Linked DNA regions of Mus musculus: region 2 is linked to region 1. Evidence: chromatin loops called from intact Hi-C (ENCODE). Cell type or tissue: heart. All regions are shown on one strand. Each heading gives the region's core, and the rest is flanking DNA. Links, peaks and the distances in the headings are about the cores only. Region 1 overlaps Dpf3 (D4, zinc and double PHD fingers, family 3). Region 2 overlaps Rgs6 (regulator of G-protein signaling 6).

Evidence for each region. Peaks named below come from ENCODE experiments on the same cell type or tissue, not always from the same donor. Only the 100,000 strongest peaks of a DNase experiment are listed, where the experiment ranks them.
Region 2: it touches region 1 in a loop (2.4-fold over the local background); 2 of 42 quality-filtered maps call a loop at or near these places.

What each region holds. Positions count from the first base shown.
Region 1 is chr12:83,246,627-83,249,535 of GRCm38, reverse strand. All of the region lies in intron 8 of Dpf3 (D4, zinc and double PHD fingers, family 3), which reads left to right. Among named protein-coding and RNA genes, the nearest start is that of Gm51988, 93 kb to the right of the region's middle. In heart, for the core only: no CTCF peak of the experiment used is centred there; a DNase peak (open chromatin) is centred at 1,675.
Region 2 is chr12:83,144,898-83,147,806 of GRCm38, reverse strand. The region is part of intron 16 of Rgs6 (regulator of G-protein signaling 6); the gene reads right to left. The region is part of intron 1 of Gm51988 (a long non-coding RNA gene); the gene reads left to right. Among named protein-coding and RNA genes, the nearest start is that of Gm51988, 8.3 kb to the left of the region's middle. In heart, for the core only: no CTCF peak of the experiment used is centred there; DNase peaks (open chromatin) are centred at 1,716 and 2,496; H3K27ac peaks cover 2,329 bases.

The DNA.
Region 1 (2,909 bases), core at 148-2,647:
GTTAGACCTCATCAAACCTTTGTGCATCCCCTTGTTCCTTCGCCTGCCTTCTTCCTTTCGTCTAACAGGACTCCTGTTGGCCTCTGGGAGAATCCTCCATCCTGTTGACCATTGATTGGCTGCTGAGCCCTGGGGCTGAAGCCAGTGTTTAAGTGAATCTTCGTTACTTAGCAAAGCAAATTGCTTAGTTACAAAGAGCAAGCTTCCCTGGCCAGGCTTCCTGTGCTGGGCGACTCTACAGGCCCTTGATCCCTCTCACTCCTAGGCAGGACACTTTGTCTATCCCCAGTTTTGTTGCCTCCCATTACCTCATTTTGGGTCATAGCCATCACTTGGCTAGCTACTTCAAATGCAGTTCACTCTCCATCCTTGTAATTAATGGCTCCAACATGGTATTAGTCAGCTGACTTTTTGAGAACTTTAGGGTGCCGCTTTGGTAAGAATGTGATGTTAAAAAATTATGACCTTTAATACATTCAATTCCTACCTTGCTTCCAGAAACCAAAGGATGAGTAAAGTGCTTTGGAGGTATTCCTTCTGGAAAGTTCTTCCTCTTAGGAGGCAGGGAAGTAGAGAATTGGCTGCAGAGCAGACAATATGCAGGACCAGTTTGGCTCTGGCTCTCCTCTGTGTTCATCCTTCCGGAAGGTAGGGCCAGGGAGGAGACAGTCATCTGGCTAAGATCCCAAGGGCTCTTATTTATTGTAGTGGCATATGGAAGGGGCAGCCCTTGGATGCCAAGATTCCAGATCCCTGCTCACCCTATTCTTGGTCATTCTCTCTTGGGGCCCAGGACCACATTGTATAAAGACTTAGCAGAGCTGGTTAGAGCACAGCCCTGCTTTCCCCATGCCCCATGACCATGGGCAGGATGCTTAACGTTTGGGAATCACTTTGCTCCTGTGTCTAAAGAAGGGACTGGACTCAAGGGTCGTCAGAGTCCTCCTGTGCTCTGACAGTGTGTTGGTTAGCTAGATCATTGTGACTATGTGTTCTGGCCCCAAATCTTGTCTGCATTTTAAGTAGAGGATGGTTTCTTTTAAAGACACTTGACAAAGTTTTATCTCCCTCTCCCCTACAACACTGCTCATGTCTTTAAGGCAGAAGGTTCCCCTGTCCTTTGTCCATCTAGATTTCTAACTCCCTCTGACCTGACTACTCCTAGATCTGTCTCTGTCTTGCCCAGAGGAGGCAAGTGGTAAGCCAGTCTGGCTAGAGTCAGGGTCTCTGTGCAGAGGGAAGAGACTGAGGTCAACACACCTGCAAGGTCACATGGTCTTTCCCACTATTGGCTTTAGAGAGGTCAAACTCCATCATCTGCAGACTGGGCCTTATTTCAGACAAGGCCATGTTGACTACAGGGCTGCTCTGCCCTTGCCTCTTGGGGATAGGCATGAGGCCCTAAGTGCTGAACTGACAGAGGAGAGCCCATTGTCAGATCTTTATCCATATTTCCAGACACAGTCCCTCATTTTTAGTTCCGTGTGGGCAGAATTTGGCCATATACTTGACCTGGTTCTGCCTGGGTAACTATGGGATGCCCTTTAATCTGTGAGCTAACTTAGAGCCAGGAGCAGGTCTCTCTTTTCCCACATTGTACTTTGTAGCTTCACATTTCCCTCAAGGACAGCCTGGAGTGTGGACAGGGACAGTGGAGTGTGATAGGGAAACCAGGATTTCAGCCAATAATCCCTCTGGCTTGGGAGGTGACCAGAATGGTCAGAAGCCCATGTCCTCTGAGAGCCGCTGATCTTATCTTGTCAGAGGAAGGGACATTGCAGTGGCCTGTGGCCTGTGGCCTGTGTCTGAGGGCTGTTATGAGTCTCCCCACGTGGATGTTGGAATAAGATGTCTTGCACATGTCTTTGCCAGTTCCTACCTAGGTCATCTTAAATTTTTTTTAATGTCCTGAGCTTCAGCTTCTTCATCAATAAACCTTAGTCACAGATTGTTTAAAGATTAAATGAGGAAGTGTGTTGAAAGTGCTTAGCACATAGGGAGCTTCTCATTAAATTAGCATTAATAATGCTAATTCCCCTCAGGGGATTGTTAGAGAATTGAGTGAGTTTCAGTATCTTTTAAAGAATTTGATTAACAGGACCTAGTCTTAACAAACTAAATGATAATGGTAATGAAAAGAAATGGGGTTGGCAGCCCAGCTCTTGGTAGAGCACTTGCCTAACATGCATGACGCCCTAGGTTTGCAAACACTATGTGTAGTGTGTGTACTTGTAATCCCAGCACTTAGGAGGATCAGTTCAAAGTTATCCTCAGCCAGCCTGGGCTGCATGATACCCTGCTTAAAAGGACAACAACAACAAACAGAGGAAAATGTAAGAATGCTTGTGTTTGCTGAGTAAGCAGGTAGCAGTAGCTCTTTACTCTGGCTTAGCAGTTCTCAACCTTCCTAACGCTGCCACCCTTTAATACAGTTCCTCATGTGACCCCCTCAACCAGTCAAGTATTTTCATTGTTACTTCATAACTGTAATTTTACTGCTGTTACGAATCATAGCGCAAATATCTGATATGCAAGATATCTGATAATGTGGTCCCCCTCCAAACGGGTTGTGACCCGCAGGTTGAGAACCACTGAGCTAGAGTCTGCTATAACTTGCTTGCTTTACTTACTCATGATTGAAAGTGGAACTTGTTTTGTAAAGCTTGTTTCAAGCCCCTTGTTATCTGCTTGCTCTGAGTTCTGCCTTCAGGAGTTCAAATCCTCCAACCAAGGGTACCACCCCTCCTGTCTGACAGGGTCTCCCCATCACTCCTCAAGATGAAGATTCCCCACAATCCTTTCCTACCTTGGATTGTTCCTACTTTCTATCCTTTGGGCTCCCAACTTCCATTGCAAATGGATCAACGAATTATACAGTGTGGTTCATGACGTAGGAAGAGGTTCAGAAG
Region 2 (2,909 bases), core at 267-2,766, 100 kb after region 1:
ATCTTGTTAAAACTTCGCTGACTTTACCAGGATCGCCATGTTTAATGAGAGGCCTCGATGAATTTGAAAGCAAAGCTGAAGAGAGGGGAAAAGTCATGAGCTGTAATCACCATAATTACACAATCTCACGATGAGTTGAAAGCAGGCCCTGGAGAAGCCCCAGAGAGGAAGGAGTGTCATCTGCAATACGGTGGCTCTTAGGACAGCTGAAAAGAATGTGACACAAAACCCTTCCTTCCTTTCTTCCTTCCTCCCTCCCTCCCTCCCTCCCTCCCTCCCTCCCTCCCTCTATTCCTTCCTTCCTTCCTTCCTTCCTTCCTTCCTTCCTTCCTTCCTTCCTTCCTTCCTCAGAGCCCAGTCTAAGATGAGCCCCCTAGGCAGGACACGGGAGGAGGGGTGTACAGGGAGGGCACCCCTTTTCTGGTCTGAGCAAAGCCCTTGGGGGCACCCTAGGGATTAGCTTCATTACCTATAATCTGCCGCAGCATTGGGTAAAAGATGAATTTCTTTTCTGCTTTCAACAAAATACCCATCCTGGTTGGAATTATGGCAAGACATGCTTTTTCCAGCCCAAGGCCAGGATGCTCAATGCTCTATACTGTGCCCAACCCCCTGTGTCAACGAATGCTTGTGTCCTTTTCTGGCTGACCTCCTTTCAGGCATACAGGGAAGAGAGCCCTGTTGCCCAAGGCTTAGCTGCAGCTGCAGCAGCAGCAGCCACAAATGGTCAAGGTCAGGGAAGGGAGAGGCACAGCTGATGTGTGCAGGGCAGACATTCTCTTGAGTTTCCCTTGCTTCCTGTGTGTCACCCTTTACTTATTATTTTCCCATGGCAGATTCCCGGATCCCTCTTCTCCAGTCTTAGCAAACTCCCTCCTTATATCTCACTCACATTTCCTACAACCGGTAGACCACGGAATTAAACCTGGCGAGATCCCTTAAGAGGTATTTAATGTGGTTTAGAATCCCAGCTGGAAGACATTTTGGAATTCAGTGCAGAAAGCGCCTCTGCAATGCTCCTAACCATGGCATTTCTAAATGCTCTCAGTGAGGCTTACACCATGGCTGGGAAGCTGCTGCTGCCAGAATATTCTCCAGTAGAGTGGCCCTCCCCATGTCTTCTATCCACCCCTTCTCCTTTACCCTTTGGGAACATCAAGATGGGTTCATTTATTCTGGGAAACAAAGATGAACATCAGGTTTGCTTGAGGCCAAACATCTTTATCTACTCCTGTCTCCTTTGACTTGACCTTCACAGACCCTTTCTTTCTGGGATTTCTTCCGGCTTATCAAAGCCCTGGATAAGATATGGAGAGTAGCACGAAGATGCCCAGAGCAACACAAGGCAAGGAGCACTCCTCAAGGCAAGGGGAACTCCTCAAGGCAAGGAGCACTCCTCAAGACAGGGAGCACACCTCAAGGCAGGCCTTTTGACCTTCTCCATTGCTGATACGACAGCCTCAAACTAGAAATGACAATCACAGAGGGTGGGCAGGAGGAGTAGGCATTATTTTCAATCTTTGGGTTGAAATCTCACCAGCAATAGTTTCTCTCTCTCTCTCTCTCTCTCTCTCTCTCTCTCTCTCTCTCTCTCTCTCTCTCTCTCTCTCTCTCTCTCCCCTGTACTAGGGTTGCCGTTGTCAGGCTCACCCAGGAAAAGAAGGACGGGAGTGTTCCTGCCAAATGTTAAGCCAATGAGGTCTGTTCCTGTTTGGGACTGTGTGCTGTTGTTGCTAGGGCTACAAGGACTTGGTCACAATGAAGAGGTTTGGAAGATCCGCTGCTGTTTGGGCCTGCCTTGCAACCCCTTAACCACCCTTCTCTCCTTAGTTTTAGGAAAGACACCTAAGCACTGACAGTTCCTCTGTGTTGAGCTTGCTCCCCTCTCCTTCAGTATCCCAGGCAGCCATTTGCTTTTAAGCAGTGTCCTGTAGTCTGTTCCTACAATGCATACATCATAGCTGTGCCTTCCTTCTAGGACACTGTGCTTTCTTCGCTCTGTTGCAACCTGGGAAATTCACTTGCTGCTTTAATGAAACCTACCATCTTGTTTTCACAGTGGCTTTTTTGGGGGTGGGGTGGGAGTAGGGGTTGGGGGAGAAGAACTGAGGGTCTTCCTGGCAGTTCTCTGATCTTAAGTTCTTTACTTCTCTTTCGATGCTCCTGTTTTGATAACAGATAGAAACGAGTCTCCTTGACCTTGACCTAGGAAGCCTTGTCCTCTTTCCAGGACCTGTAAGCCTGGTAATGCCTGGAGGTGGCTCTCTGCTCTGTCTTCTGGCAGCATTGGGGCAGACTTGTTCCCTAAAGAGGCATGTGCAGTCTCTTGAGTGGCCCCTCTCTCCTGCAGTGCAGGGTCCTAGCTCACCTTTACCCTTTGCCTGATGACTGGACAGATGGCAGCCCATGAAGTTCCCATGTGACTGCATGGGGACATGTGCCAGAGTCAGCTACACAGTGACAAGAAAGGCTGAAACCGCACAACCCCACCATCCACTGCTAAAGTGAGATCTCCTTCACTCCTGGGGGTGGCCAGGAGGCAACAGGATGGCAAAGGGCTCAGGTCACCTCCCAAAATAGATCCCTGCCTGGCACATACACACAGTCTGCCCCCAGCCTGCCTCTCCAGGAGACTGGCAAGGATGTGATCTGGATCGAAATCAGCTGTCGTAAACACACAGCTGAGCCCTTCTGCCTCTGAGGACTTGGATTTTCAGTTGACTGCATGGTACTCTGGGGTCTGGGAAAGGCAGGAACAGTGGTGTAGGGACCAAGGGGAGGCAGGGAGTAGCCATCCCAGAGACTTGCTCAGTCCCATGTCTTACAAGATTTTCTGAATGGGTGCTGGTAGCCAGGGCATTTTTTGGGTGATTTCAGCTGTCAGATTGAATCATTAGTTGCAATGACTA